2 separate regions of the Homo sapiens genome follow, and region 2 is linked to region 1. A link is a contact called in ENCODE Hi-C data. All regions are on one chromosome and are shown on one strand. Each heading gives the region's core, a stretch centred on a gene start or an enhancer-like site at or near the end of the contact. The rest is flanking DNA. Distances are from core to core; before and after follow the strand shown.

Evidence for each region. A loop is a pair of places that touch in the nucleus more often than their neighbours do. Pooled maps may share reads with other maps.
Region 2: a map of chondrocyte shows a loop between it and region 1 (3-fold over the local background). The contact joins two enhancer-like sites. A Hi-C loop is called at or near these places in 8 of 168 maps with a recorded cell type or tissue (GM12878, K562, chondrocyte and 2 more), 4 of 37 single-sample maps with no recorded cell type and 20 of 50 pooled maps.

The regions. Positions count from the first base shown.
Region 1 is chr22:19,216,684-19,222,343 of GRCh38, reverse strand. It overlaps CLTCL1 (clathrin heavy chain like 1), which reads left to right. Exons shown (of 33, transcript NM_007098.4): 16 at 251-393; 17 at 733-967; 18 at 2,337-2,459. Among named protein-coding and RNA genes, the nearest start is that of SLC25A1, 41 kb to the right of the region's middle. RefSeq lists an enhancer at 3,889-4,626. Within about 2 kb of position 4,228, at least 5 of the 41 ENCODE cell types and tissues checked have a DNase peak (open chromatin) inside an H3K27ac peak, as active enhancers do; they include heart right ventricle, where a contact is called at or near this core.
Region 2 is chr22:19,617,385-19,623,348 of GRCh38, reverse strand. No RefSeq gene overlaps it. Among named protein-coding and RNA genes, the nearest start is that of LINC00895, 54 kb to the right of the region's middle. RefSeq lists enhancers at 2,257-3,018, 5,039-5,617, 5,618-5,964 and a silencer at 3,369-3,663. Within about 2 kb of position 2,322, at least 8 of the 41 ENCODE cell types and tissues checked have a DNase peak (open chromatin) inside an H3K27ac peak, as active enhancers do; they include heart right ventricle, where a contact is called at or near this core.

The DNA.
Region 1 (5,660 bases), core at 2,979-5,478:
CTTCTTAGAAGGACACTAGTCCCATTACATTAGGGCCCCACCCTTGACATTGATTACCTTCTTAAACACCCTCTTTCCAAGTAGAATCCCACTAGGGGTTAGGACATCAGCAGGTGAATTTTGGTGGGACACAGCGCAGTGCTAAACAGGAGCCCTTTCAGGGTTTTGCCCAAACTGTCCACGTCGTAGGAGGCTTCTAACAATAACTTGTGTTTGCAACACTGAAGTTACTTGACCTTGACTACCCTAGGTCAACCCTAGCCGGACCCCAGCTGTGATTGGAGGGCTGCTTGATGTGGATTGTTCTGAGGAAGTGATTAAACACTTAATCATGGCAGTGAGAGGACAGTTCTCTACTGATGAGTTGGTGGCTGAAGTAGAAAAAAGAAATAGGTAAGGTGTCCTTACTTGGTGTTTTCTCTTACCCCTGGATTCTAGTGTCTGTTGTTGTTTCTGTCTAATTCTCCAGGACTGTCTCTATAGCTGGTCGTTCATGTACACATCTTAGATGTAGCAATGAGTTACTTGCTATTGGTACTGTGAAGACCTTGGGGGAAAACCTAACAGTAGAAATCAGTTTGGAAACCAGGTCCATCTTGGTCCCTAGAGCAACCTGAAGTCAATGGACTCTGAGATTTTTTGTTTCAGGAAACATCTGTCAGAGCCCTGGAGTTGCCCTCAAGACTTCCAGTGGTAGCCTTGAGACTTTACAGCACCTTCCTTCTTTCAAAGGCTCAAGCTGCTGCTTCCCTGGCTGGAGTCCCAGATTCAGGAAGGCTGTGAGGAGCCTGCCACTCACAATGCACTGGCTAAAATCTACATCGACAGCAACAACAGCCCCGAGTGCTTCCTGAGAGAGAATGCCTACTATGACAGCAGCGTGGTGGGCCGCTACTGTGAGAAGCGAGACCCCCATCTGGCCTGTGTTGCCTATGAGCGGGGGCAGTGTGACCTTGAGCTCATCAAGGTGGGTAGCAGATGTGCTGAGCTGCCCATGTAACCCTGGGCTCCCAGGGAAGCTTTCAAAGGTGTGCCTGTGGGGAGCTGATCAGGGCTTTCTGTGCACCTGGAGATGGCAGGTCATGAGATTATTTCCTTGTGATTCTCACAGCTTTTGGGAACTTGCTCATGCAATTTGTATGCATTGTACCTGTAGACCAGTTGGTCCTGAACCTGACTTATCATCCCTCTGCTTACAGTCCTTACTATTGCCTGGCAATTTGAGGGCAGAATTGAACTCCTTGGCCTGACTCGTGAGCTCCTCTGTGGACTGCCACCTTTCCCAACTCCCGAACTTGATCAGCCATCCATCTTGCCACCCCACCTGGAGAGGCCTGCAATTCCCTGGGTGCCTCATGTCCCGAGTACCCTTGTACTTCATGCCCCCTTTTTGGGGTAACCCTCTACACAAGCCCTTCCCCATCACCTGACCAATGAGCTCTTGCTGGCCTCTCCTTGAGACATCTGCCCAGGTCTTTTGCCTGCATCTGCCCAGGCTTGGATCCACATATAATTACATGTTTAGGTTGAATTGTATGAACTGTTCCTACCTAATCATTTGATCTAAAAATCCAGACATGAATAGGGCACCTGTGAGGTTGGTGCCACACCAGCCTGCTTGGGCTTTTCCTGTGATACACAGGCGGACTGCGCTGCATCCGCAAGCACGTGTGCACGCCGCTCAGCCTTGTGCCGGGCATCTGGCACTCAACAGATCTGATCCTCACCAGGATTTAGCAAGTGCTGCACACGCTAGAACATTCCAGTGGACTGTTGGTGTTTTGGAGATCTGTTATAACATTCAGAAAAAGGTCTCCAGATCTACCAGTGAAAGCACAGTTTACAGTTTTTAGATCTTGAAACATTGCAGTGTTTGTGCTGTTTTATACCAGTTCTAGGCTGTTCTGATAACATTTTACAGATGGTTTAAAGCTAGCTACATATGAGTACTTAAATTTAACTAAATTAAAAATTACCAGTTTAGTTCCTGTCACGCACCACATTTCAAGGGCTCAGTAGCCTCCCATGGCTAGTGGCTGTATCAGACAGAATGGGAGACAGAGCATGTCCCTGAATGCAGGAAGTCCTACTGGCCAGATATGTGGCACATCCCTGGGAGTTGTTGTAAACTTGGAAAGGGCATTTTGAGGTAGTTTGAGTCCATCGTTAACCCTGTAGGATGCTGCTCATCCCATGTCAAAGCATAGCGTCTTGCCTGGGCCCTGACTGTCCACCAAACCAGTATCAGGCACACAGGGAACGAATTGGGGTGTGTCCTCCCAAGCAGCTTCCGCTGGTTGGCTGCTGTGTCACACACATGAGTGTGCTCATTTCAGGTGTGCAATGAGAATTCTCTGTTCAAAAGCGAGGCCCGCTACCTGGTATGCAGAAAGGATCCGGAGCTCTGGGCTCACGTCCTTGAGGAGACCAACCCATCCAGGAGACAGCTAATTGACCAGGTGAGGCACAGAGATGGGTATGTCTGCACACCTGCATTTTGCCGTCCGATCATCATTGTGGCTCAAGTGACTGGTTTCATTTTTAATTTAAAACATCTTGGCTGAGGGCAGTGGCTCACGCCTGTAATGCCAGCAATTTGGGAGGCGGAGGTGGGTGGATCACTTGAGGTCTCAGGAATTCAAGACCAGCCTGGCCAACGTGGTGAAACCCCATCTCCACTAAAAATACAAAAATTAGCCGCACATGGTGGCACACGCCTGTAATCCCAGCTACTTGGGAGGCTGAGGCAGGAGAATTGCTTGAACCCAGGGGGTGGAGGTTGCAGTGAGCCGACATCGTGCCACTGCACTCCAGCCTGGGCGACAGACAGAGACTCCATCTCAAAAAAATAAATAAATAGGCCAGGCATGGTGGCTCACGCCTGTAATCCTAGCACTTTGGGAGGCCGAGGCGGGTGGATGACTTGAGGTCAGGAGTTCAAGTCCAGCCTGGCCAACATAGTGAAACCCCATCTCTACTAAAAATACGAAAACACACTGTGTGGCGCATGCTTGTAATCCCAGCTACTCAGGAGGCTGAAGCAGGAGAATCGCTTGAACCCAGGAGGTGGAGGTTGCAGAAAGCCGAGACTGCACGCCACTGCACTCCAGCCTGGGCAACTGGGTGAGACTCTGTCTCAAAAAAATTAAATAAATAAATAAATAAATAAATAAATAAATAAATAAAACATCTTAGTCCTTACGAACCTTCTCCCCTGCAGAAATAGCTTGCCTAAAAATAGCTTGATTCCCCAGGGTAAGCTGACTTGGAACTGTTAACTGGCCAAGGGCATAGAGTTGGCCCTTGGATCCAAAGCAGGGATATGCAGCCCAGGAAGAGAGTACCTGGTGTCATGCCTGCATGCTGGGCCCAGCTCAGCCCTCGTGGACAGAGGTGAAGTAGCTTTCAAGGTTGTCTCAGCTGACTTCCCTTTGTTGAGGTGCTCTTTATGCCCCTGTGACTATCCAGCACCTCCTTGGAGACTGGGCAGAGTGCTGGGGCCAGGGGTCATTATTGGGTATGGCCTGGCAGGTGGGAGTCTGCCTCGGCCTCTGGGAGGGCTTCCCACAGCCCTGTGGAAGAGCCTCCTCTCCAGTTATAGCCTCACAGACATTTGCAGATAGTGCCTCTGCTGCCCTCAGCACTGTCCCTAGGTGCTAGGCAGACTGTTTAGGGGTGGGGCAAGACCAATGTTGGAACAAAACCCTCGTCCAACAAGTGGCTTCAGCCCTGAGAATAGGACCAGTTAAAACTCCCACCTCCCTCATACACATTGCCAACCTGCTGGACCAGTGCTTTCGAAAGGCTTGAGGGCTGGATTTGACCTTTATCTCTACTGAATTTCATCCTCTCGTTTTCTGTCCACTGTTTCCTCAAGCCTGTGCCACTACTTTTTTAAATAAACTTTTTATTTTGAAATACTTTGAGATTTATGGAAGGTCATGTTGTTTTGAATCTCTGTTTCAACTTTGGACTTACCCATCCAAATCTAATAAAAATATTAAACAACACAATATTCTACTAGGGTTCTACATCCAGGTTCCCAGACATCAGACATTTCTCCAGGTATAGTCCAGCCACCTGGTACACCTTGAAGGTGACTTCATGTTGGTACTGGGGAAGGGCCACTTTAACACTGCACCATACCGGAGCCAGCGGGGGCCTCTTGTCTTCCTGTTTCTGGGTAGAGCTGCTGGTCTTTCATTATCTCTGCTGTAATTGGATATCTGTAGCCACCTCCTGGTGCGAAATTCAACTGCAATGCTCCTGTAATCCAGAGCGCATAATAACAGAGGGAGGCTGCTTTTAGTGTCTGGAGTGGAACCTCATTATGAAAAGTTTACTGAGAGCAGTGTCCTGAGGCAACCTTAGGTGGGGCATCCTGTATTGACTCAAACAGATGGTAGAAATTTATTTTTGCCCTTAAAACAACCTGTGTGTATTTATTTAAGTTGCTCCAAGGTTTTCTTTCTTTCTTTTTTTTTTTTTTTCTCTTTTTGAGACAGAGTTTTGCTCTTCACCAGGCTGGAGTGCAATGGCGTGATCTCGGCTCACTGCAACCTCCACTTCCCAGGTTCAAGTGATTCTCCTGCCTCAGCCTCCTGAGTAGCTGGGATTACAGGCACCTGCCGCCACGCCTGGCTAATTTTTGTATTTTTAGTAGAGATGGGGTTTCACTATGTTAGCCAGGCTGGTCTCGAACTCTTTTTTTTTTTTTTTTTTTTTTTTGAGACAGAGTCTTACTTTGTCACTCAGGCTGGAGTACAGTGGCGCGATCTCGGCTCACTGCAAGCTCCGCCTTCCGGGTTCCCGCCATTCTTCTGCCTCAGCCTCCCGAGTAGCTGGGACTACAGGCGCCCGCCACCACGCCCGGCTACTTTTTTGTATTTTTAGTAGAGCTGGGGTTTCACCGTGTTAGCCAGGATGGTCTCGATCTCCTGACCTCATGATCTGCCCGTCTTGGCCTCCCAAAGTGCTGGGATTACAGGCATGAGCCACCGCGGCCGGCCTCCAAGGTTTTCAAGAATTGACAGTTAGATGTCACTGTTGGAAGTGTACCTTCTCCTTTGGATGGACTTGTGCTGTGTCCTGGTGCCCCTTTCCCTCAGGCATACCCTTTTGGTTCCTTAGCTGCTGGGAGAGCTCCTGTTCTCAAACTCTTCAGCCTCCTTGTTGTAGTTACTACAAATTCCACAGAGGTAGAACTTTTGCATCTTATGGTACCATTGAGTTCACAAAGACTAGCAGAAAGGTGGACTGGACTGACCTTGACCCTAGGTTCCTTTAAGGCCCCTCAAGATTGCTAGGTGAAAGTTCATGGTCAGAGGGCTGTGTTAGCCATGAAAGACCGTCCAGAGCTGTCTCTTCCCTCTCATTGATACACGGCTGTTGCCCACCCCTGAGGAGAACCAGAAACTTGGCAAAAATATTAGATTCTGGAAGTCACTGAAGGTGCCTGGTCCAAAGTGCAAAGAGAACAGTGCTGGCGTTCCAAACTGCTGTTGCATGGGAAATGTACTCTTTGGAAAACTGTCTTTCCACCCTATTTGTAAGTGTTTTTGTATGTGAGACACCTATAATTGGAGGAGGGGTGGCACAGCCAGTCTTTTGTTGGTCTTTCCTTCAGATTGTGGTTCTGAGTGTCATCCGGTGTGAAGGCA
Region 2 (5,964 bases), core at 1,073-3,572, 400 kb before region 1:
GGATAAGAGGCAGACCCATGTCTCTTCCCCAGGGACTCCTTTCTCCTCTGGAGTCCCTGGAGCACTATGCACACACAACACGCTGCGCTGCATCCCCTTCTCCCTTCCTCCAGCCTCCAGAACCCCCGAGTCCAAAGCCTTGGCTTCAGTGGTCTGTGCCCCAGCATGCCAGCTGGGCAGAGACATTTTTCCTCTTCTCTAAGAGTTAGGAGACAACGTCATTTTAACAAAAGCAGGACACCTGACTCCTTTAAGAGGGCTCGCTGACGACCATAACTACTGAAAATAAAGGAACGTTTCCATGTGAAAGATGCTACTTCCAGAGGAATTGCACTTGACCCCTGGCAGGTGGGGCTGCCAGAGCTGTCTCGGGAGGTCTGCGGGGGTGGGGGGCGCACACACACACACACACACACACACACACACACACACACACACACGGGTCAGATGGGGAGGAGCATGGGATGGGGCTGTCAGCAGGAAGGGTGTGCAGGGGGCAAAGGCGTGTTGTAGGGTCTGGGCTCCTCATCACTGGAGGGGCCTGGGCAGCCTTGGACGCCACCACTTCTGCTTCTGGGAGGTTACAGAGGGATTCCAATGCTGAGCCCCCAGAAGTGACTCAACCAGGCATCCGTTTCTCCAGTCATCATCCTCTGCTTTGGAATTAAACTCTCCCAGGCCTTAGTAAGCAAGAAGACAGCCCTGCAGGTGAACTTGAGGGTGAAGGGCAGGGAGGGTGGAGGGGTTGGTCCTGCCCCCTCCAGGTCCTTGAAGGCTCCAGCTGGAAGCTGCTGGGGCAGGGCCGACTCTCCTGGGAATGGGACCCCACCCCACCAGGTCCAGCCCTTCACTCCTTTTCCTTGCCTAAACTTTTTAACGCCTCTGCCTGGACTTCTCTCGGCCCGAAGATTCCCATCCAGTTCACTGCTATTGTGCGCTGAAAAGCATTTCAGTTCCCTATATGACGCTTTGCTACCCCAACCCTGACTTAGCAGCGCCGTAAGCCACTTCGTAATGTCACTTCTGCCTCTGGTTTCCCTGTTTCTGTTATGGGACCCAGCTGCCTCATAAATGCTTCGCCTGTGATCAGACACAGTTGGGGCTGCCAAGGGCTCTCACCCCAGCAGGGCCTCACCAAACCCTGCAGAGAGGACCCCAGGCATCCAAGAAGAGGCTGGGAAATGCCGAGTGCCACCACCCTGCCGACACCCCACGCTGGCTTCAGGGCTGCTCGGTGTGATTGGTGACACGGAAGGGTGGTCATGCAGCCACACACATCCCCATGGGAATCCGCGGCAGAGGAGGGCAGGCGGGGCACGGGTACATGAAACAGCAGCCTTGACCTTGACTGAGATCGTGGTGATTAAAAGGGCAATTGAAACAATGGGGGGAAAGCCAGAACCAGGGGTGCGAGAATAATCTATCAGGACTCTTACCAGAGCCTTCCTGAAGGGAAAAAGAAATCCAGTAAAAACAAACTCTCCTTCATGGTGGCAACAATGAAACAATCTCGCTTCTCTTGCTCTCAATTTTATTGGCCTCCAAAGTTTCTGTGTTTCTAAAGATTAGCCTTCCCTTGGGAAGTTAGTGGGGGGAAAATAAGCAAATATTAGTTTCCCTCTCGAGAAGTCATTCTTTCGAGCCAGTTTCCCCAGGAGCTCTACAGGGCACAGCTTGTGAAACCTCATTCCAGGCCTTCTCAACTCAAGTGGGGGGAAAGGATTAACAAATATCTTTGAATTCCAGCAAGACAAAACAGGAATGGCCTCAAGCCGGGCTTCCTCCTGCAGCCTCTCCAAGGCTCCTTCTGCCTGGCCCAGAGTCACGGAGGAAGAGCGCCCGTCTTCACGGGCTGCCCTGGCGCTGCATCAGATCCGCCAGGTGGGCCGGGGACAAATCCTGATTTTCACTTCTGATTAGTAATTGTGTGCGAGAGATGTTCCCAGCTAAAATAATATACAATAACTTCCCTAGAGAAAATATACACAGTCAATTTTTGGAATCACTTAACACAACCCTTCACCAAGTGAATGTACAATTGGAACAACATAACACGTTTCCCATGTGGAAGAGAAGGGCTGGTACACGTTGACGTCATCGTGGGAGAGACAAATGTGCCGGTTTTATTAACCCCAGGCCACACGTAGGTGAGCAGTGGGCCATTGTTATGCAACCATTCAGTATTATTTTTCCATAAATCAAGGTAACGCCTAATGAAGTCCGAGTCTTTAAATCAAGCAGCCTTTTCCTATTTGGAACATAAAGTTGGGCTGTTGCCAGGAGCTCCGGGAAGCAGAGGGCCACAAGTAGCGTTTCAATAAGGAACGTAAGTGCCCATTCACCGGCACCGGATGCAGGCTGGTGGGTCAAGCCCACTCGCCAATATTGTCAAGTCAGTCTTAGGGGAGCTTCGCATTAGCACTGACAGTGATGGACTGCAGCTGGGGCTCAAGAGCAGCCCATGCGCTTCTGCTGGGAGAGGGACGTGGGGAACAGGCAGCTGTTTTGGCCTCCCGGGGCTGCCATCACAAAGTGCCACTGGCTGGTGGCCTCACCGCAGACCTTTATTGTCTTATATTCTGCGGGCCGGAAGTCTGGGATCAAGGCGTGGGCAGGGTTATGTCTTCCGGGGACCTTCTCCCGGGCTTGTCGATGGCCGTCTTCTCGCCATGCCCTCAGAGGGTCATCCCTCTGGGCATACCTGTGTCCTAATCTCCTCTCCTTTTTCTTTCTTTATTTAGTTTTAGAGACAGGATCTTGCTGTGTTGCCCAGATTGGAGTGCAGTGGCACAATCATGGCTCACCGAAGCCCCACATTCCTAGTGCTCAAGCGATCCTCTTGCCTCAGCCTCCCAGGCTCCCAAGTAGCTGGGACTACGGGTGCACCTCACCATGCCTGGCTAATTTTTAAAATTTTTTGTAGAGATGGGGGTCTCACCATGTTGCTCAGGCTGGTCTCGAACATCTGGGCTTGAGCAATCCTCCTGCTTTGGCCTCCCAAACTGTTGGGAGCCACCTTGCTAGGCCCTAGTCTCCTTTTCTTATAGGACACCAGTCATACAAGAGTAGGGCCCACCCTCATGACCTCATTTTGAATGAATTACCTGTTTAAAGACCCTCTCTCAGCCAGGTGCAGTGGCTCAGGCCTGTAATCCCAACACTTTGGGAGGCCGAGGCAGGTAGATCACTTGAGGTCAGGAGTTCAAGACCAGCCTGGTGAAATCCCGTCTCTACTAAAAATACAAAAAATTAGCCAGGCGTGGTGGTGCGCACCTGTAGTCCCAGCTACTTAGGAGGCTGAGGCACAAGAATCTCTTGAACCCAGGTGGCAGAGGTTGCAGTGAGCTAAGATTGCACCACTGCACTCCAGCCTGGTCAACAGAGCAAGACTCCGTCTCAAAAAAGAAAGAAAGAAAAAGATCTATCCAAATACAGCCATATGGGGTTGGGACTGGGTGGTTAGGAGTTCAACATAGGAACTTGGGAGGGAGGCCATAAATCAGCCTATAACAGGGGAAGCACAGAAAAATCTTGGCATCATTTTGCTGTTGTAAAAGAAAATGGAAAGGAAGGAAGGAATAGATATTGGGTGATTCCCGGCTGTTTTCCCGCCATGACTCAGCTGGTGCAGCATCTCCATCAGGCCAGCCCAGGCACTCCAGCATGGCCTGACCCTTGGACGGACAGGTGTGAGGGTGTGAGGGATGGAGGTCTGCATCCAAGACACCCCCAGAGACCCCTGAGGTGAGTGTGTGTGCAAATGAGCTGGCCAAGGGGCTGGATTTGCATTCTTGATGTTTTCTGCAGAGACAGAGCAGGTGGAGGAAGTGGGAGGCAGCTGGTGGGGAAAAGCCAACAAGCTTAGCTTCATTTTCAGTTCTCTGCAGCGGGGCAGCTGCTTATCTGCTGGAGGCTCAGATCCTCCATCTCTAAGGTAATGATACCCTCATCTCACATGTCCTCGAGAGGATTAACTAACTACAGCATCGTCTGCCAGGAAAGCCCAACACAGAGCCTGCCTGGTCCACAGCGCCTGGGAGCTGTCATTGTCTGCCCTCTTCCCAGCATCCCAGACTCATGCTTTCATCCAGGGCTCTGGGTACAGGGAGAGGAGGTATGGGTGGCTGGAGTCAGAGACCTAGGCACAGCTTCCTGGTCACAGTGGATTTGCACTGGAAACAAGAATGTTCTGTACTCACTGCCTTTGCAGAGTTCACATCTCAACTATGAATGACAGTGACTGAAAAGGGGCTTGATCCAGCCCCGACATCTTCTGGGTGCACATTCCCCAACTTTCTTCCCACCACGGGGAGGAAGGAGTGGGAACCAAAGGCAAATAAGTATTAGAACAATGGCAATTCAATGTCTTTGAAGACTCGAAGTAGTTGGGTGACGGAGTCACAGCATACACAATTGTGCTGGGGCCCTGTGATGTCCTGGAGTGTGCTATGATTCACATCACCCTCTTCACGATCTAGAGATGGGCCACAGGGACATTACCACGCACCTCGCAGCCCAGAGGTCACTTTCAGGTACCACCAGGTGCCATCTGGAATGGGGATAAACATTTGGGGCCATCAGTTGGTTCAGGAGGCTGTGAGGTCACATGGAACAGACAGCATCGGAAACCCCCAACCTGGATTCTGGGAGGCAGTGTGGCTGACAGCTCTGCAGGGACATGCCGCTTGACCATGAGTGGCTTTTTCATACTTTCTATATTTCAATGTTAGAGAGAAGAAAAAGCACTATTTAGCTGGGAACAATGGCTCACACCTGTCATCCCAGCACTTTGGGAGGCTGAGGCAGGAGGATCAGCTGAGCCTAGGAGGTCAAAGCTGCAGTGAGCTAGGATTGAAACTCTGCACCCCAGCCTGAGTGACTGAAAGTGAGACCCTGTCTATTAAGAAAAGAAAAGAAAAAAAGGCTGGGCATGGTGGCTCATGCCTGTAATCCCAGCACTTTGGGAGGCTGAGGTGGGTGGATCACCTGAGGTCAGGAGTTCAAGACCATCCTGCCCAACATGGTGAAACCCCATCTCTACTAAAAATACAAAAATTAGCTGGGCGTGGTGGTGCATGCCTGTAATCCCAGCTACTCAGGAGGCTGAGGCAGGAGAATCGCTTGAACCCAGGAGGCGGAGGATGCAGTGAGCCAGGATCGTGCCACTGCACTCCAGCCTGGGTGACAGAGCGAGACTCCATCTCAAAAAGAAAAATAAAAAAGAAAGAGAAAGAAAGAAAATATGATTTATCTGCCCTGTCACCAAGAAAAAAAAAGAAAGAGAGAGAGAAAGAAAGAAAGAAAGAAAGAAAGAAGGAAAGAAAATACGATTTATCTGCCCTGCCATCAATTTGTCACTTTGAGAAAGAAAACAAGAAAAGGTTCTTGCCACAACAGACATACAAAGCATAATCTGCCGGTTTGGGAGGAAAGAGCCTTTTCCAGGGACTTTCTAGAAAGGCCTCTCTTGTTACCTGGCCTGTCAAGGTGTGTGGGGGCGGGAAATGCCGCTCTGCACCGACCCTGGCGCGGCCTGGAGCTACTGGCCCGGGACCTGGAATGGAGCAGGATTCCCACGTGCCCTTCGCGGGCTGTGCAAAGGGCGGCCAGGCAACCGCAGGAGACAGTCTCTCTAACGAGTAGAAACTTTTCTTACTTTTAGCAAACCAGCAATGCTTACTCTCTCAAATGGGGTCTTCTCTTTTAGAATCAACATTAGAACCTGACTCTGCCCCCCATGACATAGGCCCCAAAGAAAGACATCCAGGAACCAGCGTTCCTACGCTATGCTCCCTTTCCTTCAGGTGAGGGCATCGGCTTTAGCAATCTCAGGGACAACACTCACTTTTGCATGAAGAACTTTCATAAACTCCACACCTGAGTTTCAGGCTGGAAAGAAATCAAGAAAAGCCAGTGAAATTTGATCACAGAACGCCCCAGCTCAGCAATGCATCACCAGAAGTA